Linked DNA regions of Mus musculus: region 1 is linked to region 2. Evidence: chromatin loops called from intact Hi-C (ENCODE). Cell type or tissue: left cerebral cortex. All regions are shown on one strand. Each heading gives the region's core, and the rest is flanking DNA. Links, peaks and the distances in the headings are about the cores only.

The links. Peaks named below come from ENCODE experiments on the same cell type or tissue, not always from the same donor. Only the 100,000 strongest peaks of a DNase experiment are listed, where the experiment ranks them.
Region 1: a loop joins it to region 2, with 2.3 times the contacts of the local background. A loop is called at or near these places in 3 of 42 quality-filtered maps.

What each region holds. Positions count from the first base shown.
Region 1 is chr7:101,761,655-101,777,640 of GRCm38, forward strand. It overlaps Clpb (ClpB caseinolytic peptidase B), which reads left to right. Exons shown (of 16, transcript NM_009191.4): 7 at 1,927-2,041; 8 at 11,426-11,503; 9 at 12,538-12,593. Among named protein-coding and RNA genes, the nearest start is that of Phox2a, 49 kb to the right of the region's middle. In left cerebral cortex, for the core only: no CTCF peak of the experiment used is centred there; DNase peaks (open chromatin) are centred at 8,139 and 8,544; H3K27ac peaks cover 601 bases.
Region 2 is chr7:101,661,181-101,677,166 of GRCm38, forward strand. Clpb (ClpB caseinolytic peptidase B) reads left to right here and starts at 2,571. Exons shown (of 16, transcript NM_009191.4): 1 at 2,571-3,033; 2 at 6,068-6,119. The coding sequence starts at 2,631. In left cerebral cortex, for the core only: a CTCF peak has its summit at 5,592 (motif pointing right); a DNase peak (open chromatin) is centred at 5,596.

The DNA of each region.
Region 1 (15,986 bases), core at 6,702-9,201, 100 kb after region 2:
ACTTTACCCCATCCCACCCCCAAAAAAACAGATTAGCCAATTGGATACCAAATGGAGTAAAGGGAGGTAGTTGTGTGTGTGTGTGTGGTTTGTTTTGATACAGAGTTTTTCTATGTAGCCCTGACTGTCCTGGAACTCACTCATAGACCAGGCTAGCCTTGAACTCACAGAGATCCAACTGGTGGGAAGTAGTATTTATCCAAGGGCTGACATATAGGTTAAAGTGCTTGCCTAGCATGAGCAAGGACCCTAGGCTCAGTTGCCACTCCTGGAAGGAAAAGGAAAGGAAGAGAGAGAAGTATGCTCAGCATTTCATGAGGGTAGGCATTTGGAAGACATCTGAGTCACCGGAGTAGCACTTATTACCAACCCACATTTCCTGCGTGCCAGGCTCTGCCAGATGTTTCTCTCATTCCTCCTCAAGCATCCTAGAGAGTGGGTATGAGCGCTATCTCCATGCTGTGGTGAGGAAACTTAAGTTCCTGGGAGGTTCTTACTACTTCAGTCTCTAGCTCTTAAATGGATGAGGTCATTGGAGTTCATGTCTGTCTATAGAGAAGCTTGTTCATTCTGCCATATAATTGATTCACTATGAGCCAGAAGAGCCCAGCTTCAGATGGGAGGTGACTCTAAAAATTGAGACATTGAATGAAGTGCTGAGTCCAGTGCCTGGCACACAGCAGTGTGTAAATGTGCCCAGCAAACTGGCAAGCCAGCTTCAACTTCAGTTTCCTTCAGGGTCTGTCCAACAAGTTGGCACCATTCCCAGTGAGTGTGTATGAGAGAGAGAGAGACAGAGAAAGCAGAGAGAGAGAGAGAGAGACTGAGACTTGTCGTCAGCACCTTCCAGCCCAGTGGGCCTGAGTGCTGAATGGGCTTGTGGACAGGGAGGAGGAAGAGGCAGATATATGGCTGGAGTTGGCAGAGCCAGGTGATGTATGTGGCGCCTGAGGGAGCTGCACAGTGACACTCTGGATTCCAGCCGGCAAGCGTCACTCCACTGGGATCGGCGCCGAATTATTGCTCCATATGAAACCGAGGACTGATGGGAGCTTTCAGTTACAGACTGATAGCAACAGCCAAAATTGGATTGTTTGCTATTTATTTTTTTTAACTTCTGTCAAGGTCACTACTATAACAGGAAAACACTACCCAAGCAGCAGGTATTTTTCATCCACTCTGCCCGCAAGAACAATCTGCAAACACAACTTTTGTGACAGGGCCTTACCTTGGCAGCTCTCTTCCAAGAAAGATGCCCGAGTTACTGTGGCCTAGGTAGAAAAGCCACCTGAAGGCCTGGCATCTGCTGCTCAGTTTAGGATCTGTCTGCTTTTGTCTCAGTAAATATGTCCTCATCAGGCTCACCCAGAGCCCCAACCACGTGGTCACCCATCCTCCATTTTCTTACAGTCTCTGGTGTCTTGGAAAGCCCCACCCAAGCATTCCTTCTGTATTTGTGTATCTTCCCCTTTCTGTGTGTCTACAGCACCCTGACTAGCTGTTAATTCTCTCCTTTTTTGTGTCTATATTTTTACATATACCAGATGATGATGCTGGGCCAGAGTCCATGCCAGAAACAGCTAGAGCTTGCCCGTAGGAAGCACTCTGGAGTGCGGATGGGCACTCAGACATTTAGCAAACTCTTGTCCAGTAGTGTTTTTAGTGAAAGACACAGTAAGCACTTAACACTCTCAAGCCATGAGAACAGTAGCTGGTTCTGCCCAAGAACTGTTTGTGGTGAGGCCCTGCCACTCATGCTCCTCCCAAGCAGAGGGGTAGGGGTGACCTGAAATAGCTCTCCAGTGGTCATAAGGCAGGGCAGGACCCTCAGAGCGCCAACATCTGCTTTCCCCTCTACTGAGAAACAGATTAAACCAAGGTCCTGCTGAGGCCAGCGCCCCTGAACTGTTGCTCTTTTTCCCTCAGTACATGGAGAAGCAGAGGAAGCGGGAGGCAGAGGAGCGGCGCCGCTTCCCACTGGAGCAGCGACTGAAGGAGCACATCATTGGCCAGGAGAGTGCCATCGCCACCGTCGGTGCTGGTGAGTCCTGTCCTCAGTGCCAGTCAGGAGGGGCGGGCGTAGCTGCTGTCTTGATGTGCACATCTTGCTGCCCCACAGCCAGAGAGATGCACTCTCTATTCAGAGTTACTGTTTGCTGAGAACTGCCTGTGAGTACAGTGCCTCCACTGTCTTATTATGCTCATGCATATTTTAGGTCTTTTAGTCCTTAGAGCAGTGCTGTGAGGTGGGCACCATCAAATACCACTGCTGTCTTCATCTGGTCAGAGGGGTGGGAGCTGAGCTAGAACAGAACTTCAGTTTCTATATCCCAGCCAGGCCAGCACTCACTCCCAAACTTTGAGAATGGTTTGCCAATAGCTGCATGGCTGGATCTTACAGAAAACATCCCAAGAAATGCCTTCTTCCCCACTGGTGAAGGGCTTATTGCCATCCTAGGGCCCCCTGCCAAGCGCAGCTCTCTTTCAACAGATGTGTACAGTGGGTACCACTGAAGGCAGGAGCCTCACCTTGTTCTACCACTCAGACCTGTTTCAGGGTGACTTGAGGCAGGGAAACAGTTGTCTAAGGAGGTCTCCCCTTGAGACAAGTGTCTCTCCAAGGATGTTCTCTGGGCCAGTGGCCACAGTTTTAGGCTTCACTTACCTTCCTGCAGAGTCAGAGCCTATTTTTTATGTTTTTAACAGGCCCTTTAGGCTATCTGCCACTCGGCTAGAGTTGAAAACCCTCTATTTTGAACTGTCTTTGCCAGTCCTTCTGACTGGTCCCTCTAGTCCTAAGCATCCCATCCCTTGCATGCTCCCCAGTGTCTGCTCGGCTCACCAGGCTGTCTTACCTCCAACATCCTCGTGGAGCATGAGCGATCACGAGCCAGCCCCTCACTCAGGGCCTGACTTTCAGCACATGAATAGAACTTAGGGACCAAAGCTGCCATTCCATCTACAAGTCAGAGTCACGCACATGTTGGGAAGAGCCACTACTTGGGCCCAATCTGCACCTGGATGCTCTTGGGTTCTAGTTATATATATTGGTCTCCAGCTGCCACCTACGAGGTGGGAATACCAGCTGAAGGCCTAACAGAATATACTACTTGTTGAAGTCTCAGATCCACTTGGTCTGGACTATAGCTGCCCTCAGAACGGCTCAGTTTCTTAGATACCTGTTTCCAAAGGCATTCTCCTAACCTCTGGCCTCCACTTCTCAGCAGCCCCTCAAGTCCAAAAGCCAAAAAGCTTCCCAGAAAGTGTTTTACATTTTCCTCTGTGCACCCCAGCTTCTTTGTCATCATCTTCCTTGCCTTTATATCAAGGTACCAACATCAACTTGACTTGGAAGCTCATGTTTTCCTATCTGTGCCACACAACATACAACCTAGTCCTTATTCTCAAAATGTTGTCTTGGGTTGGGCCCTGTACTTTTGAGGTCAAACCCAGAGCCATTTTCTTTCACTTGTAACTGGGCACCCAATCCCAGCTTGCCTGTTCCCCAGCACTGAGCTGACCTCTGATGCCTGGCTTAGCGTCATCCCATCCCTTGCAACTGGCTCAGACTGGGTGATCCGCTGCTCTCTGCCTCTAACAACTATCAGAATAAGCATCCTGCGAAACTCCCCTCCCTCAAAGACCCTCTTCTGTCTTCTAAGCTCTGCATTAGGTAAGTGGTAAACTGGCTGCCAGAAGTCCCACTCCTGCCCCATTGTATAAAGATTGGCCCTGCCAAGGCTCTAGTGACCCTACACAAAATAGTGCCTTTGGGGGTTCACATTGTCTAGGGCTGTGCCTTTTTTTTTTTTTTTTTTTTTTTTTTTTTTTTTTTTTGCTTTCATTTGTTGTGTATCTGCCTTGCTGAGGAGCCCTGCAGCTGGGCTCACACGGAGACTGTCCTGCGCTGTGTTCATTCCTGTGACCAGCTCCCAAAAGCTTCTGGGTCCCCAAAAGAAGGAATGAGCAGCCTAGTGGCCTAGTCAAAGCACGGGCACGTTCTAGGTCTGAACCTGTGGTAAGCAGGCAATGCCCAGAACCTCGGTGCCCTGGAACCCCAGCAGGCACAGGAGGGTGGGGCAGATGGAGAGGCTATGTCAGGCTTCTCTGGAGTCTCCAAACTAGTGTTGCATGTGTGTTAGGGACTACCTAGAGGGGACAGAGCCTGGCACCCCATGGGTACCATGAGGATGGGCAGCCAGAGAAGTGCTACAGAATGAATTGATTTGATAAATGGCCATTTATTACCCTCACGAATTGGCTGAAACCAATTTCGGTCACATCAACCCCTGGTAAGTGCTGGGATATTGATTTGTGCAAAGTAATACAGTGAATTTATCAGTGTGATCCCCAGCTGCGGGGCTTCTAGCAAGAATGGCGCACAGTTACTGCCTTACAAATGGAGGAGCTAAAGCACCAGCCCACAAACCAGATCTCCATGGCTGTGCTCGGCTGTTAGGGTCACGTGACCCACAAGGCCAGCCTACCTATCACAAGGGTATTGGAAAGTGAGTTTCTCCTTCCAGAACCCAGAGCTGGTCTTGGGCAAGTGATGAAAGATGTCAGTCCAAGCTGTCAGACTTTCTGGGAGCCAAGTACAAGTTCCACTCACCTCAAAAAGGCTGTCTGGTTAGCATGTGCAGAACTAGGCCTCCAGTCACAGCACTCCTAGATAGAAACATGCACATTTCCTTGGCTCTGCCATCCTTCCTTTCACCCCATACAGTTCAGGTATCAAGTTCTGTCATTATCTTCTGTGGTTCTCAAACCTAGTCTCTCTTCTTTTTCCTGTACATTTACTTACCTCACTACTGCGAGAAAATATCTTACAAGAAGCAAATGTAAAGAAAAAAGGTTTTATTTGGACTCACAGTTCAAGAATATAGTTCATAATAGCAGGGTATCTTGGTGACAGGACCTTCATACATTTGGCAGAATAGAGTAGTTAATGCTGGTATTAGCTCACTTCTTCCTTTTATTGAGTCTGAGACCCTTGCCCATGAAATGGTGCCACCCAGATGAGGTGGGTCTTCCCACTACAGTTAACCTAGTGTAGATGATCTCTCACACAGGCATGGCCAGAGTCTTGTCCCCTAGGTGAGTCTAGAACCTGTCAAGCTGACAGAACCAACCATCACATGCTGATACTGGCCATGCAGTGGCCTCCTTTCCTTCCCTTAGTATTCCTGCTGGGGCAGTGATCTTTAGAACACAGATGGCTCAGTGTTTAAGAGCACTGGCTGCTCTTCCAGAGGTCCCCAGTTCAATTCCTGGTACCCCCTTGGCAGCTCACAACTGTCTGTAACTCCAGTTAGAGAGGATCTGACACCCTCACACAGATATACATACAGGCAAAACACCAGTGCACATAAATAAATCTGTAAAAAGAGAAAAGAAAGCACAAATCTAATATTACTGCCTTGTTGAAGCCTTCGAATGGTCCTTGTCCTAACATGGCATAAAGGACCTACTGCCATGGTGGCTGCCAGCCTGCGTTGCTGCCCCTGCTCGCTACATTCACACCAACCACAACAGCCTACCTTTGCCTTCCTATCTGAGTCTGCCACTGCCACCCTATCAGCCTATAGTTCTTCAGGCCTTCCTGTAACATGGTTCGACCCCAGCCCTACCACTGCCTAACCCAATTCAGGAGCAATTGAGGTTCGTTGTGAGAGGCCAGACATGTTTGTGTTATCCCCATTGAAGTAGTTTATAAAATTCACTTAGGTGCTATGACCACTTGTCCTCTGGTAGCTCACAACATACTGAAAGGGAACTCAATGAGGTCGTTAATTACATCATATTCCTTCACCTTTGATCTCCTGGGTGGGCAATAGATGAGCCTGCACATGCCTGGGAGCTTCAGAACTGTGTCTGTGTAAGGACATGGGCCTCACAGACATTGCCCCAGGTTCCAGCAGATTCTCTGAATCCGCTGCCCTGCCTCACACAACTCTCCTTCCACTGCACTTCCGCAGCAGGGCCTGCCCACGTGCCCTTCCCAGAATAGCTTCCCATTCTCAGGCCCGTTCCCTGGGCTTCTTGTGAACACCTCTCATTACATGAGTGGTTTGGTATCTGCTGTGTTTGTGTGATTTTCTCTCAGAGATCAGGACCTACTCCTGTTAACTCTGTTTCCTAGGGTTGGGCCCCAGCTGTACAAAGGTTGAGTAAAGCTGTACAGAGGTAAATGAAGGCAGCCCTTTTTTCTTTTTTCTTTTCTTTCCTTTCCTTTTCTTTTCTTTGTTTGTTTGCTCTCTCTCTCTCTGTGTGTGTGTGTGTGTGTGTGTGTGTGTGTGTATGTGTGTGTATGTGTGTGTGTGTGTGTTGTGGTTTGGTTGGTTGGTTTTGGTTTTTTGTTTTTTTTTTTTTCAAAACAGGATTTCTCTGTGTAGCCCTGGCTGTCCTAGAACTCACTCTGTAGACCAGGCTGACCTTGAACTCACAGAGATCCACCTGTCTCTGCCTCCAGAGTGCTGGGATTAAAGGTGTTCACACCCACCATCTGGCTACAAGAGCTCATTTGACACTACTAGTTAATACAAGGTGACTTTCAACCTCAAGCATTGCTCCAAATGGCTGGTTCCCCTGGAGATGCCACAGCATTGAATAAATTCTTCTCACACAAGACCGTTAGAATTTACCAAGAGCCAGGCAGTGGTGGCGCATGCCTTTAATCCCAGCACTAGGGAGGCAGAAGCAGGCAGATTTCTGAGTTCAAGGCCAGCCTGGTCTACCGAGTTAGTTTCAGGACAGCCAGGGCTACACAGAGAAACCCTGTCTCAAAAAAGAAAAAAATCCCACCCCCACCCCCAAAAAAAAGGACTTACCAGGAAGGTCTGTGGACAGGTGACTCAGCACTTAAGAGCACTGGTGACTCTTCCAGAGGTCCTGAGTTCAGATCTCAGCACCCACATTGGGTGGCTCACACTGCCTATAACTCCAGTTTCAAGGGTCTGACACCCTCATATGTCCTCCAGCTTCTTGCATGCATGGCATGCACCCATAAGTAAAAATAAATTTAAAAATAAAAGAACTTATCAGGAACTGTGAGCCAGGCTGCCCCTGGGCTTCAGCTGGATAGAAGCAGAGCTCTGGGTTGAGAAGAGGCAGTTCTTTTCACTCTTTGCTTTTTTCACATACCAAGGCCTTCCCAGAACGCCCTGTTACACCTTGTGCTTCAAGCATCCAGGTACAAATGTTCTGCATCCTCCCAGCACATCCACCCATCTGGAGCCCTCATCTTACATCAGTGCATGGCAAGTACGCAGCAAGTGCTTGTTTGCAGAGAAGATGCAGAAGGTTCCCCAGTGGGCTCCGAAGAGGCCAGCAGCAGCCTTTCCCCAGAGGGGCAGAAACGACCTGCAGCACTGAGTCTCTTCCAGACACACTGTCCTCTGTAAAGGGGGATAAAAATCAGCCTGCCTTTGTGTAACCCCAAGAAGACCAAGAATTAGAAGGAGCACTACCCAATCATTCTATGAAGCCACAGCCACCAGTTACACTGTATGTTCTCCCTTGGAGGTGGAACAGTTTCTGTCTAATCCGGAACGTATCATAATTTCCTTTCATAGAGGACTTCATAAGAGATTTTTTTTCTACTTATATCATGTTTAGTGTTCCAAATAGATTTTAAAAACTGGTTAGGGGGAGTGGGTGGGGGAGCGTGTGGGGGACTTTTGGGATAGCATTGAAAATGTAAATGAGATAAATACACAATAAAATAAATTTTAAAAACTGGTTAAAAGAAACCTACATATAATAATTTCTTAAGATTTGAAAAAAAAGATAATGTAGTATTTCACTTTTTAAAAAATAATTAATTTAGTCGTCAAACATTAAACCAGTGAGAGGCTAGCCTCAGGGATCGGTAAAAAACTAGTGCCTAGTACCTGTAGCCTCCTGCCCCATATAAGGGCACAGGTAGAAGAAATCCCTTTATTGATTTCCCTTGGCTAGTTCCTAGTTTCCTCCTGTGTGAAACAGAGGCATTGTATACCACTTGGCATTATTACAGTGTTTAAGGAGATATTTAAAAAGCTGACACTGAACCAGGTAGTGGTGACTCACACCTGTAATTCTAGCACTCAAGTGACAGAGGCGAGCTGATTTCTGAGTTCCGCCAGCCTGGGCTCCCCAAGAAACACTGTCTTGAAAAACATTTTTAAAAAAAATGTAAATGTGAAATGCGGACAGACAGACACTGAGTGCCATCATTGTTGCCACGGTGATTTCCATTACTTTCACCCCAATCATTGCCCTGTCTCCATGGGGAGCTGACAGTACATGAACCTCTGTCCATTTTAGAAGTAAAGAAACCAGGACGAAAAAGGAATAGGTATTTTACTTAACCAAGGAGGAAGTGGCAGAAGACAAGACTCCAAGCAAGCTCCTCTTAAGACATCATCTCCACCACACTGCTCTATAAATGAATACGTAACCAGAGAACTGATAGGCTCGGGCCATTATGATGGAATTGATCATGAAGACTTGCTACAGAGCCTTTTCCCCCAGTGGTCCTGCAGTAACAGACGTGGCTAAGAGAAGCATCTGGTGAGGGACTGCCGAGATGTGCGCTAGTGCAGCGTGTGGGAGCAGAAGAGCAGAGTTGGAACTTGCAGAGCTGGATCTGTGGGGGCGAGGTGCTGAGCTGCACTTGCAGAAGGCCCCTGACACTGGAGAGCCAAGGTCAGGAGTGAGGACAGGATTGGGGCTTCCAGAGCTGCCCTCCTTTGCCATGCTCCTGACACAATGTAGGATTAAAGCCCTGCTTTTCTGGCTGTTCCTGTGGACCTGAGCAGGTTTTCTAATGTCTACGTACATATTCTCATCTATAAAACAGGAATCAAGTTCCCTGCCCATCTTGCCTTATATAACTATAATTATAACCATAATGAGGCAATGTGACGTTACTGATACAGAGATTCTTTATAAAGTGCTAGTAAAGTAAGTTGCACATTTGCTGAGCCACGGTAAGAGCATCAGAACTTATAGCCACATGCATGTGGGCCCCCTCCAGCCTCCATCGGCCTAACCTTTACCCTGGACTGACAGGGCTCTCCGGGCTCCCCCGCCTCAGTCTTCAGCCCTGACCAGCCACACACCCTGGGGCTCGCCTTCCCCAGGTTTTCCTAGCTGCCTTCATTTTTCATTCTGTCGGACTCCATCTGCTTGGCCGTTTTTCTCTTCAGATATTATTAGAAATATCCAGAGTTATAATTGTTTAATGGTTGGCATTTCGCCTGTTTCGCAGGGACCCCAGAGCAGGCCCACCCCAGACTCCTGCCCTGGGTCTGGCAGAATTGACCAGGGACAGCTGTGCAGTGGAGTCTGCCTGGCATTATAAAGAGCTCTTTCCCAGGTGCATTATTAGAAAGGAAGGGGAAAGATGGCCCCAGGCGTAATTCAATTCCACATTCTCCATGGTGTTTTTTTGTGCTGCACAGCCCAGCTATGTGCAGCTCTCAATGGGCTAGGACACTACCCCAAAAGAACAGCCAAGAGCAGAACCTCAAAAACGCGATACCCTGCCTGAGGGGCCATTCCACCTGTCAGAGTGATGCTGGCTTCACCTCTGCCTTTCCAGATATTCAAAGCCTAAGCCTGCTTCAGGCTTCCTCTGTTCTCAACATAGATTTTCATCTCTTTGGAAGAATATGGCTCTTCTCGGCTGAGCCTCTGTTAGCCCTGCCTGTACACATACACACTTGTTTACACATAGCAACCACCAAGTCTTACCTTCTGCCAAAATTTACTACTTGTACCTGTTCCCAAATACTCTCTCCCTAACTCCTTGTTTCCATTGGCAAACAGGCTTGGAGTTTCCTCCTTTATCCCTGTGTTCAGGCCCATGAGGTGTCTGACTGAGTATCCCTCCTAACCAGCCCTTTCAGAGAACCCCAGCTAGTTAGTTAGAGAAGATCCAGATTCAGCCCAGGAGAGAATCAGCCATTTCCCCGAGCTCTTCTTAGGGAGCAACTCCTGGCAGCACAGGTGGCTGCTCTGTCCTTGAGCTTGCACTGTTTCCATCTGCTTCTAAAAGGTGAGGAAGAAGGCAGGCATGGGGTGGCCCAGGCTCAGCCTGCTCCTACCTATCACTTATGTTAGTTCTTCTCCCCACCACTTTGGGCCTGCCACCTCTCCAGATTGTCAGCCCTGTGATCTGTCATCAGTCCTGTGGCTGCTTTGAAGCCCAACAGCATAACATTTGGGAGCTTGCCTCCTCCAGATTGGCAGGCAATCCCTAGGACTGTTGACTCCTTCTCCATTAAGTTTGTTTCCAGGCCTTGTCCTCTGACATATATCCTTCTTACTGTCCTGTGACACTCTGGGGACCAGACCAGACCAGACACACTGTTCCATTTGCAGACAGACCCTGACATTGCACAGTGCTCTGTCCTCTTCCTGCTCCTAACCACTGTGTTTCCATTAGTGCCACCCAAATTGGCACTCTCTTCTTTAAAGCGGCTGTATGGGGCTGGGGGGGCTGGTTGGTTGGTTTGGGGTTGTTTGTTTGCTTGTTTTGTGTTTTGTAAAAGTAAGTTTTGGGAAAGAAGCAACTCTTACATACTATCTACCAACTATGTAACTTAACAAGTCTCTGTCTGTTGCCTCTTGCCTGTCCCAGATGATGGAGTTACAAATACTTTCCCTTCAGTGTTTCTGTGGGTCTTAAATACATTGTTAGTGACTTCTAGTTATACCTAGTATCCAGGGTGTCCAATGTGTGACTCTTCTCATGATTCTGCCTCATCCACTCCGTAGCTGAGACTGGATATCTTCACCTTCATGCATAGCCCTTGACCACTTACTTTGTAAAGAAGAGCCTCAAGAAAGCTAGTACAAATCTGCCCTCCCCTCACCCCAAGCCCTCCAGAAGCCATAGAGGAGATAGAGCCCAGGCTGTACACTGCCCTTGATGGGCTTCCAGAAAATGCTCTTGGCTCTGTTCTACTTCTTAAACCACACATCAGAACAGACCTTGGTTTCCCCAAATGGGAAAGAGCACACCTCTTACACCTCCCTAGGTATCAGGGTATCATTCTCTACTAGTTTTCCAGGTGAGGAGAGGGGTGACCAGCGAGAGTTAACGTCCCTCTCAGATTCTCCTTCACCAGTCCCCCACCCCCCTCACCTCCATTCACCATCCACCCGCCTTTTGGTTTCCCTGGCAACGCTGAGTGCTCATCCTGGAAAACTTTATCCGAAATCTGCTCTGGGCAGCTTTCCAAATCCATGCTAACCTGATTAGGTGTCTCTAGGGGCCTTGCCAGCTAATCAGATTAGGCAGCACTAATGGTAGTGAGGACTTTGAGTGGGCGCAGAGCAGTAAAACATATTGTATACTTAGTGATAATTATCCTGCCTTTTGTGTCATTGATTTATCTGTCTCCCTCCCCATCCCATGTTGTGTGTTTGGCTGTAGCGATCCGGAGGAAGGAGAACGGCTGGTACGATGAGGAGCACCCTCTAGTCTTCCTCTTCTTGGGATCGTCTGGAATAGGTAATCATGGGCAGATCAGCCACTGGGGAAGCAGAGCTGGAGAAGCCTCTGGCCTGATCTGACAGCTCCAGGAACAGCTGCCCTAGATCACAGAGTCACTAAGAAATTAGACCTTAGCTTCTTAGTCATGTCCCATGTTACCCCTGTGCATCCCATAGGCTCACCTCTGGGAAAGAGCCACCTTCACTGGCTGGCACACCAGCTATACTCAGGCAGCCTACCTTCAGTAGACTTGGGGAACTCCTGTGCACGGGGCAGTAAGGGGCACGGATACCCTTCTACTCGGTCGGGCTATATCAGCTGAGGTGTCCTCTGCCTTCCTCCACCCCTACCTCCTTCCATGGTCTTGATAGGTCTTTCATGATATAGCCACTACCTTTTTACCTCCCGGCGCCTTTATGGACCTGACAAAGAAGCTCTGTGTACCACATAGTAGCTTTACCATCATTCCAGATGGCCCTTCCAACAAACTACCACTTTGGGGTTGTTCTCTTTGTCACAAGATCTGTGGAACCAGTGGCAAGTCCTCTGTCTTTTAGCCTTTTCCTGGCCTGAGGTTCCAGAGCTGTGAAGTGTTTAAGAGGGATGTAGGGAATGAGGCAGGAAGTGGAGGCACTCCTAGAAGAGATGAAGTTTGTGCTAAATTTCAAAGGATTAGTTGGGTTACGAGTCCTACTGCCTGCCTCCACTCCTAGAGTGCTGCTTCAGAGAAAGCCCTTGGCTTCATCACAGGGAAACTGGAAGTGCACTGGTTGTTGTTTCATTTTCACCTTAGAAAAGTTTCTGGACCTCAGCTTCCTATCCATAAAGGGAGTGCTCATCAGTGTCCATACATCCCAGTGTTGTTTTTAACTGTTTTGAGACAAGGTCTCTTTACATAGCCCTGACTGTTATGGAACTCACCATGTAAATCCTCCTGCCTCTGCCTCCCAGTTGCTGGGATCAAAGATGGGCACCACCATAGCTGTCCCTAGTGTCCTTTTACTCCACAGATTGTCAACTGGACTGACCCAACTCATCTACCTTATTCCTAGGGAAAACCGAGCTGGCCAAGCAGACAGCAAAGTATATGCACAAAGATGCCAAAAAGGTAAGGAATTAGGACCAGGGTCTAGTCTGTAAGCCACTCATGCTTGTCCTGAAACCTAAGCAGCAGACGATCAGAAAGCTGGACCCTGGCCCCAGAAGCAGACCTCTGCTCTAGCCAGAGATTGCTCTAAGAACTAACTTTTTCATGCCTCAGTTTCTTCAGCTGTGAAATAGCAATGATCATCTTTAGCCTGCCTGAGTCAGGGCTCTTGGGAGAACTAGATGAGATTCATCTGCACATTGCTGAGCACCCTGTCCTGGATTAGCTGGATGTACTCACAGCTAATTCAGTGTTTACTGAGGGCTCTCTGCAGGAGCTCAGGCTAGCTAGGTATCCCAGTGTGGTAGGGCTGCGCTACCAGGAACCGCTGGCTTCTGGAGAAACAAGCAGGCGTGGTGTCAACTGCTTCCCCACCGAGCATATGTCCTCAACTAGGCTTTCACTCTGCCTCTAACCAGAGCCCAGAGCCTTGCAGTCTCCCCAGCTATGTTTATCCACACCTGCTTTTAAAGGCCTTGGATGACAGGAGATGCTTTTGAGAAAGCAATCCTTGGTGACACTACAAAATACTCAGTTAAAGCTAAGTAAGTTCCCCTATTTGCCCCTAAGACTCCAGTGTGCTTGCCAGGTTTCATGGCCACCTCCCCGCTTCCCCACACCCACACCCAGAGGCATGGAAGGGTTGCTTAGGCCCTGCCAGCTAAATAGCCCAGGAGCAGAGTCCTGAACTCCCGTCCCCTTGTAGCCTCCTGTTCCCTTGCCACCTCCCTGAGGATCCTTGGATCCATAGACGCAGAGTAGCCCAGGTTGCCTGAGCCCTGCTGTGGAGCAACTGGCAGAAAACTCTTAAATTTACCTGTCTCTGCCAGCAGCTGTGTGCAACCTCTGCCAGACCCACTGCAGACCCACTAGACAGGCAGGCAAGCAGGCAAGAAGAAGTGTGTGGCATGCTAATGTGCTCCAACCGAAATAGCGGCTTTAGACAATTCATCAGGTTGGCAGCGATTGAAACAATTAGCACTCTGGAAAGGGCCATAAACTAGCAAGACTATTAGGAAAGATGCAGTTACAGGCAGGAACCACCTGATTAGGGATGAAGAATTCTGAGTGGTTTAATTTTAATACTGTCAGAAAGGTTAATATTTAATTACAAATTATAATCTCCTTATCCATGCTGTCTTAATATGTCTTCATACACAGTGGATGTGGGAGGAGAGTATCTGCTGTAGAAAGACTGTTGATGCAGGTACCTTTTAGTTGGTACATCTAAATGGGGACAGAAACCCCACCACCACCACCACAGTGTGTCTCCAGGGTGGGATGGAAATCAGTACACACCTCCCTAAGACAAGCAGCACCCACTCCTTCCTGCATCTGCTGTGTGGCAGTGTGCTATGGGGCCCTAAGCCCGAGAGCCATGGACCCTTGTCTGGAGTTCCATTTCTGTTTTTTCCTGGCCCTAAAGTGGTCCTTCCCCACAAAAAAAAAATCAGCTTTCCTGCCTCCAATCCCTCTCCTGAGATTGTGAGCATTGGCTTACTCAGGCTCCCACACACTGTCATAGACACTACTCTCCTTAGCCTATCCCAGCAGTGCTCACCTGCTGTACGCTCTTCCTTGATCCTATGAGAAGCAGTGCTGACTTCATCTGCTTTTTAGTTGAGAGAGCTGAAGCCCTAGAGTCGCAGGAGGCTTGCCCAAGGTCATTTGTTAGGAGGAGGCGTGAGCCCAGAGTCTAGCCTTCCACTTTTCTGTCAGTACCATTATTCTCAGCTGCTCTAGGGGTGAGATTAGAAACATGTTGACTCGTCTGTTTCTCAGAGGAAGATGAGATGCATAACTGGCCCCCAGAAAACACTTAATGAATCATGTGTGATTCTTCTATAAAGCCCCTTATCGGTCCCACCCCCTGGGCCAACCATTATAGAGAATGTTTCCATAGACTTTGCCTAGCCATGGGACACTCATGGTTGAAGCAAGCCATCAGAATCCAAGAGAACCTTGGACTGTTAAGCTGACAAGCCAGTGTTCCTGACACCTCCAGGACAGTCAGTAAAGTGCAGAAAGTATCAGGTGTGAGTCCAGTGTCACGAAGGCCCATCCCAAGTGGGAACTTCGTTCCTGTGCCTCCCAAGGGGGCCCATGAGATAAACCAAGCACTGGCCTGGGAGTCGGGGCCTGTTTGGGTCTGCCTCTCTGATCCTTGATCACGGTTGTTAAGAGACATTGATGCTTACCACCTCACAAGGCATTATGGGTATCCACACAGTTTCTTCCCAGACCCATTTGTGAACTTCCTGGGTTTCTTCCCCTCAGCTTCTGTACTGTTCCCCCAACTGGACAGCCTCGCTAACTCTCATCAGGGTTAGTAATCCTTGAGAAAGGACCTTTTGTCCTGTGACATCACCATAAGGCCAGGTACTGGAGCCCAAAAGATTTTCAAGTTTTAGTGGCACTATGATGGCAGATTAAGAGCAATTATTTGAGTCTCCTTCTGTGTAGAATTGACTGAGACTCTGTTTTCATCCATTTTCTAAGTAGTAGGTTCTATAATGCTTCTCTCCCGTTGGATTACTAAGACAATGGTATAAAATGGTAAACTCCATTACTCCTAGTATTACATATTACCCATAATGCACACTCAGGACATGTTGGATGTGACCATAGTTTCTGTTTTCTCTTTGTATCCAAATTAAAGTCATATGAAACCAAAAAGATTCCAACCAAGAATATCAAGCCCAAAAACTTGTCCAAGCTGCTTAACAAGACTCTAGAATAGACTCTAGAAAAACTGGGGTGAGGTCACTTGTCATAAGAAAGCACCACTCTATACCCTCTGGGTCCTACGGGTCCCTCCTGAGCACAAAACTGTGAACCTTTCAAATGAAGACTACTGAGAACCTAGCTATTGACAGGGAAAATGAAAGGCAGTACTTGTCATGACCAAAAACTTATCAGCAAAGCCTTGAACAAGATAACTGCAGTGTGTGGTTTGTTTCTTCATCTCCAGCTTACCACAGGCTGTGCTCACTCTATGCCATTTAATAGCTTCCTCAGAACATTGCAAGGCATGTTATAAACACAGCAGATGTCCACTGTTACCAGACATGTGTCTGTGACTCTTCCAGATTTTTGCTACCTCTGAGCTTTCCCATAGTTGTCCTGTTCCTTTCCAGAAACTTCTCTAAATGAGCTGCTGATAGACTCTTGGAAGTGCTGCTTATACCCACTAACTGAGAGCACCATTGCCTACCATACACCCTTGCTAACAGCCTTTCTAATGTCTTTCCTACCTATTGGCTTAAGTCTTTCTTCATACCAAGAGCCTGATGTTACACAGGGAGATCCTGGCTTGAGGGCTAAAACCACACAGTCAGTGGAAGAACTGGGTCC
Region 2 (15,986 bases), core at 4,395-6,894:
ACAAACAAACTTACTATGTAATACTAAAAACAAGGGGCTGAAGGGTGCACGTGACGGCACACGTCTTTAATCCCATACTTGGTAGGAAGAAGCAAGCAGCCTGTTCTAGAAATTGAATTCCAGGGCATCCAAGGTACACAGAAAAACCCTGTCTCAAAAAAAAAACAAAACAAAAAAAAAAAACAGACAAACAAATAAATGGGCCTAAAAAAATGACTCAGTGTATAAGAACATGTTCTGTTCTTACAAAGGACCAGGCATGATTTGGTTCCCAGCACCCAAATGGTAGCTTACAGCCTCCTGAAACTCTGCTACAGGAGATCCCAGAGCCTGTTTTGGCCTCCTTGGGCTCCTCCATACACACAGAGCAAATATAGACATGTATAACACACACACACACACACACTTCCTCATCTTTTGTACAAATGCCCACCTATTCCTAACAGTGTAACACTATTACAAAAGGAAACCAAATATGGAAGAGGCTAGAAGGTCATCTACACACCCACATCATGAAAGGAGTTTAAATAATATAGCATTTCCATCCAGAGCAACACAGGCTTTGCTGAGGGTCCTTGGTGCAATTGGGTAAATTCAAAAGAGATCAATAACCAGAAATAAAATGTAAAGTCATGCATGAGTGTGTGATTGCTTCATGATCTGGGCATGAGAAATCCTTCCTAAATACTGTCAGAGATTCCATAGAAGTAGAGGTAATGTCAAAGTGGCAAATTGAAAAGAAACACCTGCAAGGTTTTTTTTTTTTAAGTTTGTTTGTTTGTGTGTTTGGGTTTTTTTGTTTTGTTTTGTGTTTTTTTGTTTTTGCTTTTGTTTTTCAAGACAGGGTTCCCCTGTGTATCCCTGGCTGTCCTGGAACTCACTCTGGAGACCAGACTGGCCTCGAAATCAGAAATCTGCCTGACTCTGCCTCCCAAGTGCTGCCACCATTGCCTGGTTTAGTATTTTTTTAGATTTATTTATGCATTATGTGTACAGTGTTCTGCCTGCATGTATGCCTGAAGGCCAGTAGAGGGCACCAGATCTCATTATAGATGGTTGTTAGCCACCATGTGGTTGCTGGAAATTGAACTGGGGCCTCTTGAAGAGCAGCCAGTGCTCTTAACCTCTGAGACATTTCTCCAGCTCCAACACCCACAAGTTTTAATGCAGACTAATCCACTTCCTATGAAGAGTTCCAGAAGTGGAGAAGGAAAAAGCAAAGAATAGGGCAAGTGTCATGTACTGACCTTTCTTAGGAAAATGGATGTTAGCTAGAGTGCTCCATGTACAGGTAAACGCAGGCATGAGACTTGAGTGGGACAGATGCAAACCAAGGCTTAAGACCTATTCTCAGCCAACAGGCTAATGGAAAGCCCCAAAACCTGCTTTAACAATTCAAACAAGCCAGCTAGGCACCACTGGATACCAACCAGCAAAGTACCTGGGCCTGTCAGAAGCCCTGGCAGCCCAGACAAACTGTTCCCTCGATCTAGCTCAAGAGGCTCTAATGCAAGAGCAGGAAGCATTCCGCCTACAAGGCTTTCTCTGTATCCTCTAGATCAGGAGCAACTCTATGGAAGGTACAGCTTTGAGCCAGGGTAAAACAACACCCCAGACAATCCCAAACCCAGTTTTGTAATTCTGTGAGACACAAGGGGCCAGACACAGATATATGAGTAGCTAATTGTCAGCTAACTACAGAAGGAATCAACTGAAACACAATTCATAGATTCACTATTATGTAACAAACAAGATGGCTCAACTATAAAAGACACTTGCTGCCAAACCTAAGGATCTCACACACACACACTCACACACACACACACACACACACACACATCTTTAAACACACACACACACACACACACACACAGTCTTAAAGTCTTTTGAGACAGAGTCTCTCTGGCTCATAACCCTGACTATCTTGAAACTCACTATGCAAACTAGACTTTCTCAAATTCAGAGAGATCTGCTTGCCTTTGCCTGGAATGCTGGGATTAAGGACACACACCACCTTTCCCAACACTCAACATCTTTTTGAAAAGCAATAGCAACTCAGAATAAAAGTGGGGAGGGGTACAAGTTACTTAACAGGTCTTCATCGAAAATGCAATTTTATTTAAACACTAGGGAAGTTGTTCTAGGATTCCTGTATTTTGATTTTCGATATTTTGATTTGATATTTGATATCTTACACAGTTGGGGCTGACCTAGACCAAGAATGTGATTTTGACCCAGACCTTGAATTCCCGTTCTTTCAGGTTCCCACCTTCCAAAGGCAGGGCTTAAAGTTCTGTGTTAATACAAATACGGGGCTCTGGAATCTTGAATCCTAATTGCCACGCCCCACCAGAGTTTTCCTTTTTGCCACGCCCCTCTGCCCGAACTGCATTTCCCAACATTCTTCCAGCTCCGCTGTCAGCGGTCATTGTGATGTCATTCCACAGCCCTCGGGGAAATGTAGTTTGTTTAGTCTCCAGCTAGAGAAAGATCTGGGGCTGTGGACTACCACTCCCGTGAGGTAGTGCGCAGTCCCACCTTATAAGCGGCGTCTTCGAACGCGCCGCGGCAGCCATGTTGATCGTGGCTAGCACAGGGGCCGGCACCAGCGGGTTTTAGAAGCAGGTGTCATGATGTTGTCCGCGGTGTTGAGGAGAACCACGCCAGCGCCTCGGCTCTTCCTAGGGTTAATCAAATCTCCATCTCTCCAAAGCCGGGGAGGTGCTTACGGCCGTGGCGTTGTCACCGGAGACCGCGGGGAGCCGCAGCGGTTGAGAGCTGCCGCTTGGGTGCGCCCTGGAGCATCTTCTACCTTCGTCCCCGGACGGGGGGCAGCCACCTGGGGGCGCCGTGGAGAACGCACCGAGATCCCATACCTGACTGCCGCCTCGTCGGAACGCGGTCCTAGCCCCGAAGAAACACTCCCGGGACAAGACAGCTGGAATGGGGTCCCCAACAAGACGGGTCTGGGCATGTGGGCCTTGGCCATGGCGCTGGTGGTTCAGTGCTACAGCAAGAATCCATCCAACAAGGGTGATTATGGGGTCAAACTGGGTTCAAGGGAGAGGTGGGTGGGTGGGTCATGACTCCTTTGGAAGGTTGAAGGTATTTGTAAATTTAAACCCGCATAACCTTACCTTGAAGAAACCCAGTTACCTTCTGCTGCCAGGAGCAGCAGATGGAAAACTCACTGAAGTTACATCATTTCCCATCGTAGGTCTAGCACCCTCTTTGGGATCAGTTTGTATACAAGTATAATTGGGGACATTGGACTGACTAATTACAGCCCGGTCCTTTTATGTACCAATATTATATCTTGTCCATTAGTCTTTCAAGAGGTCTCCAGGAAGCCTCAACAGCTTTAGGGACCGCCTCTACATGTTTTTCTGCGTACATAGGTCCAAGGAAGGAGGACACTTGGTTCTGGTGCTAGCCTGACCCCATGTTCCTCTCTAATCTTAGTTTCCCCACTGTCTAATGAAGGCAAGCTCTCAGTGCTCTAATATTTTGACCTTTCCTGGAGTTCAGAGTCTGTTTAGTTGCTTAGAGTTTTGCTTAGTGTCATGTTTAAGATGAGCTGGATACTGTGGAGGGTGTGTGTGTGAAGCCTTGGGGGACAGGGAGTTGGCTGAAAGTTGCTCTCTGGAGACTTACAGCAGTGGGGGAGGGAGGGAGGAGGTGGAGGTAGCTAACTCAGATTGGCTTCTTACCTCAGTTGCTTAGAGTTGAGCAGGAGCTGCAAGGGTGGCCTGGCTGAGCCCAACCTCTCAGGTTTTCAGTTGTCAGTGCCTGCCTGTCCCATGCACCCCAGACTCTGAGATTGTTGAACAAGATTGGAGACCGCCTTGACCTTCCCTTGTTTGTTTAATAAGATGGGGCCGCTTGGAAAGAAAGGACTTCTGGATGAGGAACAAGGACACGGAGGATCTTGTACTGTCTTTGTAAATCTGGACTCTTAATCCTTCTTTGCTGCCCTGCGTTTCCTTTCTATTGAAGAGGGCGTTGAAGTAGGTAGGGCCTTTCTAGTTTAAGCATGCGGGAATTGTATGGTTTCCGCTTGTGCAAACATGAAGGTGGCACTGTGCTTAGCTTGGACCTAGGTGTTCAGAAAATCCCAACTTAAAACCTAGCCAGCTAAGGGGAGAGGGTGCAGCAGCCGGTCATGCAGGGCTAGTGAGTATTACAGAGGATCAGAGAGCTACTGGGGTCAGGATAGCCTTCCTGGAGGACTGGAAGTCCTTGCAAGATGTGGGGCTTGAGCTTGGTTTCTGAAGGATAGCATAGGAAACATAAAGAGGGTGGGGGCCTGTGTAACCCACGAGGGCAGGACCTCCATCTTACCTCTGTTAGTATTTCCTTAATACCAAGCATCTGTCTACCAGCGTGTGACCCAGAGAAGGGAGACATTCACATGTGGTCCTTGGATTGGATTGGATTCCATTCCCAGACTTCAGCTAGCCTCATGTGGACAGGCTAGCAGTTTGGCCAGTGAGGGTTGGAAGACAAGGTCTTTGGAATAAGGTGAGAGAAGATGAAATGGCCCTGCATGCCAGGCAGGGGCGTTTGGAATTGTGTAAGCAGTGAAGAGCCATGGTCATAGGGACAGACTGTCTAGCAGCCAGTGTGTTTGGAAGAAGAGGATAAATGTGTCTGAAGTCTGGCCTGAGAGGTTACTGGGAGCCCTAGACTGGACTTCATGGCATGTCAATTTCAGTGATGTCCATCTAATAGAAGAGATGATGACATAAAGCTCTGGCTGGTTCCAGTCTTGCCAACTTGCCTAGACAAGTGTTGAGCAGAGTCCCTCAGTGCAATGTTCTGAGGAATGGGTCTCTTTAGAAGCCAAAGGGAATTCTGGTAATGGAAAACCATGGAAAGTTTGCGAGCCCAGGGTGCCTCACTCATTCCTCCCTCCTCTGAGAAGGAAGGGGAGTGAAGAGATAAGAGGTATCTATAAGGAATGATTCTCTTTTTTTTTCAGCTGGAGCTTATCTGGGTCCAATTAAATATATGAATGAGAACAATCCATAAGAGCTGGGTATGACCCTTAATCCCAGGAGGCCGAGGCAGGTGGGTCTCTTGAGTTCCAGGACAGCCAGGGATATAAAATGAGATCTTATCCAAGAAAACTAAAACAAGTACACACAACAAACAACCACCATTAATAATAATAATAATAATAATAATAATAATAATAATAAAACAAAAAACAGACAGTCCATAAGCTAAGTAGGACGGGCCTGGCTCCTAGTCCGAGGCTAATAGGTGAGTGGAGGCACTGTGGTCTGAACAGACTTGATTTATACACAGGATGAGGCTGGTGTCTTACCTGTCTTCATATAAGCTGAGGGTCAGGAGCTTAGATGAGTTATCCAGGGCCCAAGGCATGTAAGTTGCCAGGACTACATCAGGGCTTAGCTTGCCACTGATGCTAGTGATGGCTCTAATGTTTACCTAGGGGGTCTCATGGCTACTGAATGCAGGCCTGGGTAGAAGTCAGCCTAGTGGCCTACAGTACAGCTCAGAACCAGGCTGGGCACAGAGCACCAGTTGTGATCCGCTGTTGATTTGTTTTTCCAAGTGGCCACAAGGTGGTGACAACAACCAGCCCAGGCTTCAGCTAGGCCCGAGTCCTCAGGAATCCAACGGAACAGTTTGAGTCTCCTGTCTCTGAGCTTAGGCTATGGAATTGGGAGACTTTTCAGCTTCCTTGTGAGGCTGGCAAGGATTATTGTCTGCTGAATATCACAAGAAGTTGGTTGAGAAGGAAGGGCTACAGCAGCCACTCTGAGTAATAGAGTGGCTTGGATCCCAAGTGTCCATGACTTCTTTCCTTTCTTGGGGAGACCTACATACCCGAGCCTTACTACTTGGGAAGAGTGGGCACATGATATCTACTTGCATTCCCAGAGCAGGGTTGGGGTGGAGTCCAGCTGGGGAGATTTGGTTAGCCTTCTCCTGTCAACCTTTACCTTCTAGAGAAACTTCAGCTGACTTCCTAGGCCTTCTCTTGGCTCTGAAGGGCAGGCCCTGGGCTGGTGTCTGACCAGTACCCCTCTCTTTTCAGATGCAGCTCTAATGGAAGCTGCCCGGGCCAATAACGTGCAGGAAGTCAGAAGGTAAGTGTCTGGGCCTTGCTATCTTATACAGTAAATGTGTAATGTGGCCGTCCTGGCCCAGAGGAAATCTTTCCCTGCCCTGGACTTGTTTCCTGAGAGTTCCCTGTAGCCACAGACACAGGCTCCCTTGGTCCAGGTCAGACTTTATGTATTTTAGGTTTGGAGGCAGGTTCCCAAACCCCCGAGTGTTCAGTTGCAGTGGCTTGGCGTCTGTGGAGCCTGTGAATCTTCCAGTTTGTTCTTGTTCCTCTGTGGAAGTGGCTGTGTATTAATGTTTGATGCCTGGACTTGGGAAGCTCCTAAACGCTCTTTGTGACTAAGAAGGCCTGCATGCAGGGCTGAGGCAGCCTGCAGTTGCTCAACCGCTCACCTTGTGCTCTTGGGCTTCTGAGTGGAGGGAAGTTTGAGCAGGGAAGGAAACATTGACTTAGTCTAGGGACAGGGCAGAGTGTGCATCTGGGATGGATGCTGAGACTGGGGCCTGGCCAGAGCAGCATCAGTTAGAGGCTGTTGTTCAGAGGCAGTATTCAATCCTCTGGGGCCTCACCTTGCTCTTTCTGCCCTCAAATATATCTAAGTGGCCAGGGGCCCTTCCTTTTCTTACCTCACTTTTTGTTTTTATTTTTGCCATATTGGATCTGAACAGGTCTTGCACATTGTACTTGTCAATTGCTCTCATCCTTGGTTTTATTTTGTTGTTGTTTGTTTTGTTTACTTGCTTTAGGTTGTTTGTTTGTGGTTTTTTGTTTTTGTTTTTGTTTTTCGAGACAGGGTTTCTCTGTGTAGCCCTGACTGTCCTGGAACTCACTTTGTAGACCAAGCTGGCCTCGAACTCAGAAATCCACCTGCCCCTCTGCCTCCCAAGTGCTTTTTATGTTTTTTTGAGAGAGAGAGAGAGAGAGAGAGAGAGAGAGTGTGTGTGTGTGTGTGTGTGTGAGTTAGAGTCTCTATGTAGTCCTGGCTGTCCTGGAACTCTCTGTGGCTGGTCTTGCACTTACAGAGATTCTCCTGCCTCTACCTCTGAGTACTGGGATTAAAGGCATGTGCCACCATGACCAGCCAGTTTTATTTCATTTTATGTGTATGGGCACTCAGCCCACTGTATTTTTTGTGCATGATGTGCCTGCAGTGCTCTTAGAGGTAAGAAGAGGGCATTGGTTCTGGAGTTACAGACTGTGAGGTGACATGTGGGTGCTGGAATCGAACCCAGGTCCTTTGTAAGAGCAGCCAGTATGCATAACCTCGGAGCATCTCTCTAGCCCCATGACGATTTGTTTGTTTTTGTTCTGTTTTTTTTAAGAATAGATTTTGTTTTATGTAATCCAGGTTAGCTTTGAACATTTAATCTTTTTGTCTCAGCCTCCTGAGTGCTGGTATAGGCCACCATGTCTGGTATTGTGTTCACATTTTAGATAGGAAGTCAGTGTTAGGGGTCATTACCATGGACCTGGGGTGCCCTTCCCCACTCCAGATGCTTGAACATGTAAGACAGCATAGAAAGGCGGCCGCGGCGCCACCAAGACTTACTGCTTTGATTCTCCTTCATTTTATCTGCAGCATTATTATTGATTCTCAAGGGTGCTTTTGAGTATTAATGTTCAAGGCTTAGTTTTTAATAAACCACTTTTGGAAGTATGGGCTGGGAGTTGTTTTGTAGCCAAATAAATATGATGGAGCAACAGTTTAATAAACATGTGTTGATGCATCTTAGAAACCGAGCACAGATGTCATCTCGTTGTTATAAGAGCCATTCATAACGGAGCTGCGTGCAGCATCTTCATGCCCAGACATGTGCCTTGCTTTCTAGAGCCTCATTACAGGGGAGTGAGGAGGTGAAATTGGCTCTTCCTGACCCTGGAGTCACCTGTTGGTAGCTGCCAGAGGCTGCCAGGCTGCAGCTTCTCGCTGTCCACCCCGGCCCCCAGGCCAGAGTAGGCAGCAGGTTTGCTGAGCTGAAGCGTATGTCCTCAAGTCCCATCCAAAGGCAGATGACTGCAGTTTATAAGGGTTTTTTTTTTTTTTTTGCTTTTTGAGGCAAGGTTTCAGGTAGCCCAAGTTGACCTCAGATGCATAGCCAAGGGTGGCCTTTCCTCTGACCCTTCTGCCTCTACCTTCTGAGTGATGCGATTCCAAGTGTGCACCACCCTGAGCGACTCTATGGGGTGCTGAGGATCAAACCTAGGAGTATGTGCATGCTGGAAAGGCACCCTACCAGTTGAGCCTCGGTGTTTGGGCAGTTTTGTTGTCTTGTTTAGGGGGTGGGGAGAGGTGGTTTTGTTCTTTTTTTTTTTTTTGGTTTGTGAGACAGGGTCGCTCTGTACAGCCCTGGCAGTCCTGGAACTCACTTTGTAGACCAGGCTGGCCTCGAACTCAGAAATCCGACTGCCTTGCCTCCCGAGTGCTGGGATCAAAGGCGTGCGCCACCACGCTCGGCTGGTTTTGTTCTTGAGGTAGTTCTTACTATTTGGTTCAGATATAGGTCTAAAAACTCATGATTTTTCTGCTTTGGCCTCCCAAGTGCTATGATTATAGGCAGATGCTGCCATACCTGGCAAATATACTCACTCCTTTTCTTCCTTCCTTCCTTCCTTCCTTCCTTCCTTCCTTCCTTCTTCTGTCTCTGCTTCCCCAGTACTGGGATTATATGTATACACATCCTGTTAAATACATATACGTTTGGTTTGTTTGTTTGTTTTTCAAAGCAGGGTTTCTCTGTGTGTAGCCCTGGCTCTTCTGGAAGTTACTCTGAAGACCAGGCTGGCATCAAACTCACAGAGATCCACCTGGTCTCTGCCTCCCAAGTGCTGGGATTAAAGGAGCTCACCACCACAACCTGTTTTTGTTTTCTTTTGTTTTGTTTTAAAATTTTTAAAACATATGTGTATGTCTATGTTAAGGGGCAGAAGGGTGTACTCCTATATATACAGGTGCCCACAGAAGCCAAAAGCGGCTGTTAGATTTTTCTGGTGCTGGAGTTTACAGGTAGACCTGAAAGAACAACAGCAATGAAGGACCTGAAGAACAACAGCATGTGCTTTGCTTTGTTTTGGTTTTTTTCCAGACAGGGTTTCTCTGTATAGCCCTGGCTGTCCTATAACTCACTTTGTAGACCAGGCTGACCTCGAACTCAGAAATCCGCCTGCCTCTGCCTCCCGATTGCTGGGATTAAAGGCGTGTGCCACCACGCCCCACCAGTATGTGCTTTTAACTACTGAGTCATCTAACCCCAAATGCATATTTTTAAAAAGATTTATTATTTTTTATGTGCATTGGTGTTTTGCCAGGATGTATATCTATGCGAGGATGCCAGACCCCCCTGGAACTGGGGTTACAGATAGTTGTGAGCTGCCAAGTGGGTGCTAGGAATTAAACCTGGGTCCTGGAAGAACAGTCAGTGCCCTTAACTGTTAAGTCATCTCTCCAGTCCCTAAATACATATTTTTGTAATGGCAACTAAATACCTGCCAGCAGGGTACAGAAAGTGATTGGATCCCTACTATGTGACTCGGAATTGTTGGGACAATCTCATGCCATGGGTAATATCTGTGGGAACTTTTCAAGTGTGTCCCTAGTCCTTAGCTGGCCCTCCTGCCCTCCTTACCCCTTCTATTAGCATCTCCCTTACCCTGCATCTTAGGACTTAATTACTGCGAAGAGTCAACGTGACCATGGCAACTCTTATAAAGAAAAACATTTAATTAGGGGTGATTTACAGTCCAGAGGTTTAGTCCATTATCGTCACAGCAGGAGACATGGTGCTGGAGAAGAGTTCTATGTCTTGATCCTCAGGCAGCAGGCAGAGAACAACCTGAGCTTCTGAGACTTCAGAGCCCATGCCCACAGTGACACACTTCCTCCAACAAGGCCACACCTCCTAGGAGTCCCACTCCTTATGGGCCAAGCATTCAAACACATGAGTCCATGGGGGCCATTCCTATTCAAACCACCACACCCTGTAAGGAAGCAGTTGAGACACACACAGACTCTCCTCAGACCCCTTCTCATGCCATCCCACAGAGCTGGGTGGGACAAGCCGGGCAAGGCGGGAGGCAGGTAATGTGGGCTGACTTACACAGGCTGTGAGGAAAAAGTGAAGGTGGCTTGAAATGGGGGAATTCGCCTGACCTGCCCTAGGTTTGGGGTGCTCTTCTGTGAGGGGTAGATAAATGGGGTCTAGGAGGCTTTTGAGTATGGGACTGAGCCAGGTAAGACTGTTTTAGTAGGGCGAACACCTTTAATCCCAGCACTCGGGAGGCAGAGGCAGGCGGATTTCTGAGTTCCAGGCTAGCCTGCTTTACAAAGTGAGTTCCAGGACAGCCAAGGCTATACAGAGAAACCCTGTCTCGAAAAGCCAAAAAAAAAAAAAAACTGTTTCAGTAGATGGAGGCTGGAATAAATGGGGAAAAGCTGAAGGTAGTATTTTGAGAGGCTCTCTCAGGAAGAAACTAGGCTGAGGAAGGCCTTCATTGGTTGGCATGCCCTTCCCTCCTCACTGAAAGCAGTTCTTAGGAAGGGACAAGTGGCTACGAGTGGTAGTGTGCACTTTTAATCCCAGCAGAGTTAGGCAGGCTCTTTCCAGGCTAGTCATGTCTTCAAAGAAAGTTCCAGGCTTGCCAAAGCTACACATAGTGAAACCTTGTCTCAAAAAACCAAACAGCAACAACAGAAAAAACAACAGAAAAGTGAAGGAATGTCCTCATCTGGGCCGGGCAGATAGTAGAAGGCATCAAGAGAGATGACTTGGCCTCTGGCCTCGAGGAAACAGATATGTGCTCCCTCAGTTGCAGGTCTCCTGCTGGCAGGCTAGCCTGGGACAGGAGTGGAGAGCCTACATCCTCCTGCTGCCACATACTGCTCCTTACGTGATCCTGTATGTGTGCCAGCCTTTACTCCTGTCCATCAGGCCTGCCACATGTAGTAAGACTGACTTCTAGTCTCAATCCCCTCCCAGTCTCAATCCCCCCTCCCCCCAGGTTACAGTTATTTTGCCACGTGTATAATTGGTATGGTTAGTGACTAAAGCTCCAGATTCCGGTGAGCATATTACTCTACCCTTACCGTCCTGGGGCTCTGTCATTCCTGTGCCTCGCCCTCTCTTAGCTCCTGTCTTCCTTCCAGAATCCCAGGAAACTCAGGGTAGGAAAGGACTGATGCTTGGGGCTCTTCTGCTTAAGGAGGGAGCTTCACCCCAGAATCTGTGCTCCCTGGGACAGGTCACGGACCCTCTGCCTCACCCCGCTGCACTCTGTACCCATTCACTACCCACTGCTTCCCTTGGGCCAATCTTTGAGGCTCAATGGGAATGCTGCCCCTTTGAGCCTTTTGCTGACTCCTAGCTGCCATGTCTCTCCTGTCCCCTCCTACTGTATCCTTTCCTGTGATGTGAGAGAGTCTGAGGATCTTCTGAAAGAGAAATTGGAGGTCAGTTTGGAGAAATAGGGTTAAATGTCAAGAATGCAGATAGTAACTCAGGAAAACTAGTGACTCCTTTTGTGTGAACCCAGGCAGGCACAGCTCAGTGCTCACAGACTGCAACTCAGCAGCCCTGGACAGTGCTCCTACTGATGGGGACTGTTTATTGCTTTATGAAGATCTGGCTAATTGTAGGAGGGGTGGCTGTTTGGCTAAAAAGACAAGCCAGGATCTACCATCTGCCACACATTATTCTTTTTACATTTTATTAATTTTGTGTCCAAGTGTTTGGGTGTACAGATGCTGTAGCATATATGTAGAGGTTAGAGGCTCGCCAAAGGAAATTAGTTCTTTGTTTCAGTGTGTGCGTCCTGGGGTTGAACTCAGGTCCTCAAATTTGATGGTAGGCACTTTTACCTGCTGAGCCAGCTCACAGATTCCATGGTATTCTTTCTATTAAAGAGTTTGGCGTGGTCATACTAGTTCAAACCTGTAGTCCTAGCACTCAGGGTGAAACAGGAAGGTCTCCAGTTCAAGGCCTGCCTATGCTACTCAGTGAGTTGGAGATCAGCAAGACTGTCTTCAAACAAAACAAAAATAAACTCACAAGACACCAAAACAACAAAAGTTTGTGAGTCATTGGATTGTATGCCTCCCCAAGGACAAGGGCAGGCAGGGTCTGCAGTCCCTCTCTTACTGATCCCAAATACAATGTGACTAGAATTCAACAAGCAGGCAGTCCTGAGCCCGTTCCAGTGTCCCACTGCTGCATAGAAAGGCTGAGTTCTTCTGCCTTTCCTTTCCCTTCTCTGTGCAGCAGCCATTTCCTTCCTTTGCCTTGAAGTGCTTCAACTTTGCAAACTCACAAGCTCACAGCTCTCACTCGAGCTGGGAGGCTGGCCCCTGCCCTGCTTGGCAGCCGTGAGAGCAGGTGATTCCCCTTCTTAGCCCAGTCTGGCTTATGCACTGAGCCACTCATCCAAGACCAAGGGGTACTGGACAGACTGCAGCACATATGTCTGGGCTCAGGCAGAGCCATGTGGGGCCTATTAGGCTGGGGACTCAGGACAGGACTGGGAGATTTTTGGCCCTCCACTGTAGATCACATTTCCTTCAGATCACACTGCTGATAGACAGCATCCTGCCTGCTCTTTCCCTTCACTGGACTGAGAACTGGGCCTCTGTTACTGCTACCCAACTTGGTCCTTTCTCAGTCCAGACAGGTACCTTTAATGGCTGGGAGACCTTTTTTTGCACAGATCATGTGTCCATTTGACAAACATTTACTGAGTACTTGCCATTTGCTGGGTTACTTCTTGGCACAGGGGACACCTGAGCTATCATGACCCTTTCCTTTGATGAAGAAGATATGGAGCTGGAGATGGTTGTTATCCAGTTGTAATCCCAGGACTCTAAAGGAGGGAGGTTGGTGAATTTGAGGCCAACCTGGGCTACGGTGGTTTGACCCTGTATTGGGCAGGAGAAGCTGGACTCTAGAGAGCAAGAATGGGTGCTATGAAATGATGCTGGATAGCTGTAAGGAAGGACCATCCACACTGGATCTGTAGCTGTTTAAAGCCAGTGTATATATAAAAGGCAAAAATGTTAGCAGATAGATTTGTAGGTAATTAAAAAAAAAAAAAAAGATTAGCTGCTTAGTGGAAAACATGTCAGCCAGCTGCTATAGTAGTATAGGAAGACAGCCTGAAACATAGCTATAACTTGTATACAGTCATTGGTGGAACGCTTGTCTGGTTTTGGTAAAGCTGGGTTCATTCCCTGCTTCAGAGAAGAAAGGAAAAGAAAGAAAAGGAAAGGAGAGGAGAGGGGAGGGGAGGGGGGGAGAGGGAGAGGGAGAGAGAGAGAGGGGGGAAAGGGGAGAGGAAAAGAAAAAAAAAACAACTGGAAGAGTCCAAACAGATTGTGGGGGTGGGGGCTAAGATGATAATAGCACAAATGAGGGCAGTTAACTAGACTACCTGGACTAGTGCTCATGCCTCATTCAGAGTCTAATACATAGTAAACATTCAACAGATAAATGCTGAGTGAATGAATAGGGCTACCTGTGTTTAGTTTCAGAAGGAAATGTTAGTGATTGTGGCTGGAGCTCCTGTACAGATGCTGTTGCCCTGCACTGAAATGAGGTTTGGAGGATTTGAGCCAGAAAAAAAAGATTGAAGTCTGTTTTGTTTGAGACAGGGTCTTACTTTGTATCTCTGGCTGTCCTGGAACTCACTATATATACCAGGCTAGCCTTAAACTCAGATATCCACCTGCCTCTGCCTCCCAAAGTGCCCAGATTAAAGGCATGCACTTAAAGGTTTGTTTTTATGAATTTTATTTAATTATGGGTACATGTATATATGAATGGTGGAAGTCAGAGTGTTGGGTCCCATGGAGCTGAGCTGGAGCACAGACAATTGTGAACCACCTAATGTTGGTTCTGGAAATTGAACTCAAGCGGCAAATGGATCTTAACACATCTTCCCCCCGGAGGTCTGTTTTAGACATGCTTGCTGGACTTAGCCATATGTACACATGCCTGTAATTCCCTACACTTGGGAGAAGAGGCAGGCAGATCTCTGAGTTCACGGCCAGCCTGATTTATATAGCACTCCAGGCCAGTCAAAGCTGTATATACAATGAGACCTGGTCTCTAATTAATCAATAAGCATGCTAGATTTATCAGTTATCTGGAAATTCTCTTGACATACTGTTTTGGTTTCTGGTTTGCTGGTTTTAGAAAATAAAGGATTAAACTGGTCTATTAGATGGCTTTGGGGGAAAAATTGTACAGTTCAGGAAAGAAAAACAGGTTGGGCTTTGTTGAGGGGTAAACACATTTATTCTAACTTTGCACTGATGGTCTGGTTTGGCTCTTGTCCCCCGATGCTCCAGCTTGAGGCACTTGCTGTCTGTGTGCCGGGACCAAGGTGTCCCAAATGTGTTTAGCTACAGCGTACAGGTGACTGTTGTACGAATTGATCTGGGGATTTTATCCAATTAACAGAAGACCTGCCTGGTAAACGCATTTGCCTGTCTCTGGGCCTCAGAAAGACTGGCTGTTTATCGATCATTGTATCGTTTTGGCTGGATGGGAAGATATTAATGATGGCACCAGAGCAACCAAAACAGTCAGCTCTTTTAATCAGTAAATATGTAAATGTCTTTGTGGCTTGCAGTGGATTGAAGCGGAATCTTTATCTCAGGCCAGCGGAGGTCAAAGCCTGAACAGCAGCATCACGTTCTGTAATCTGGTAGTTTGTGCTTCCTGAGGAGTCCAGGTTTTTGAATGTCACCTGCACAGGCATCCTGAATGCTGGGCTTTTATTGCAACATAACGTTACAGAAAGAAAGAAAGTGTTCCAGAATTAGAAAGCCTAGGGTATGCTTTTGTCATAGTTAATAACCAGCTGTGTGACATTAAGATGTCACAACCTTTCCAATAACAACAGCCCACTTCACAAATAATGACACAGAAGTTCAGGCTGCTTAAGTAAATCTCTCAAAGCTGCCCACTTGGAACGTAACCCTCCTCCTTATCTACCAGTGAGGCTGGAAGCCAAAGAGAGGCTGGTCTGGGTTCCCATTTCATCTTAGGAAGCTGGCCAAAGGGAAAACCATTTCGGCCAGGTTTGCTGGGAATCCACAGGTTCCTAAGAATAAACCGCCCCCAGGCTTTGCAGCATTCTCTCTAGTTTTACCTGTCTAAATCCTGCCTCTGCCTCCATCCCCCACCTCAAGCTCTTCCTCCAGAAAGCTCATCCTGGCTGATATCCACAGCTTTTGTTCATTGCCTGTGAATGCTGTGGCAGGCAGGCAGTTGATACTGTGTGCCTCTTACCACTGTGTTACAGAATAGACTGTTATGTACATTTCCAGATAAGAAAACTCAGTGCTTAGGCAGACTTGGTTCCTTCTGGTGGCCTCACAGCCAGTGCATACTTGTGCTTACACCGAGGCCCACGTCCATCCACAGCCTGTGCTTTTTTTCCCCAGAAGCTCATACTGAGTGCTCATCTCTTTCTTACCAAGTGATACTGGATCTTAAGGCTGAGTGGCTCACCTCCTTTTTGTCTCCAGTTGCTTTGTTTGTTTCTCTTCATCTGGCTGTAAACTCTGAGTATGCTACATGGTACCTGCTTCTCCTGCCTCCACCTTAGCAAGTCACATGTGGTTGTCTAAGCACTCCAAAGGAGCAGAGATAGTCTGGCCTGTTGATTGATTAGTTGATTAAAATACTGTTTATTCTCCAAAGACTCCCCAGTAGGAGAACCCAGCCCTGGGCAGCAGCTGGGCCAGCTAACTGGTCTCCAGGAGTCTCCATTCATGTGGATGGGGGACCCTGCCAGCCTGCATAAGAATCTCTTCAGAGGCTGGGCTGAAACTTCCATCTCAATGGCCTTTTGTTTGGGGTTAGCACCCTGGCCTCCCGAGAAGGCTGTGTGTTTGACC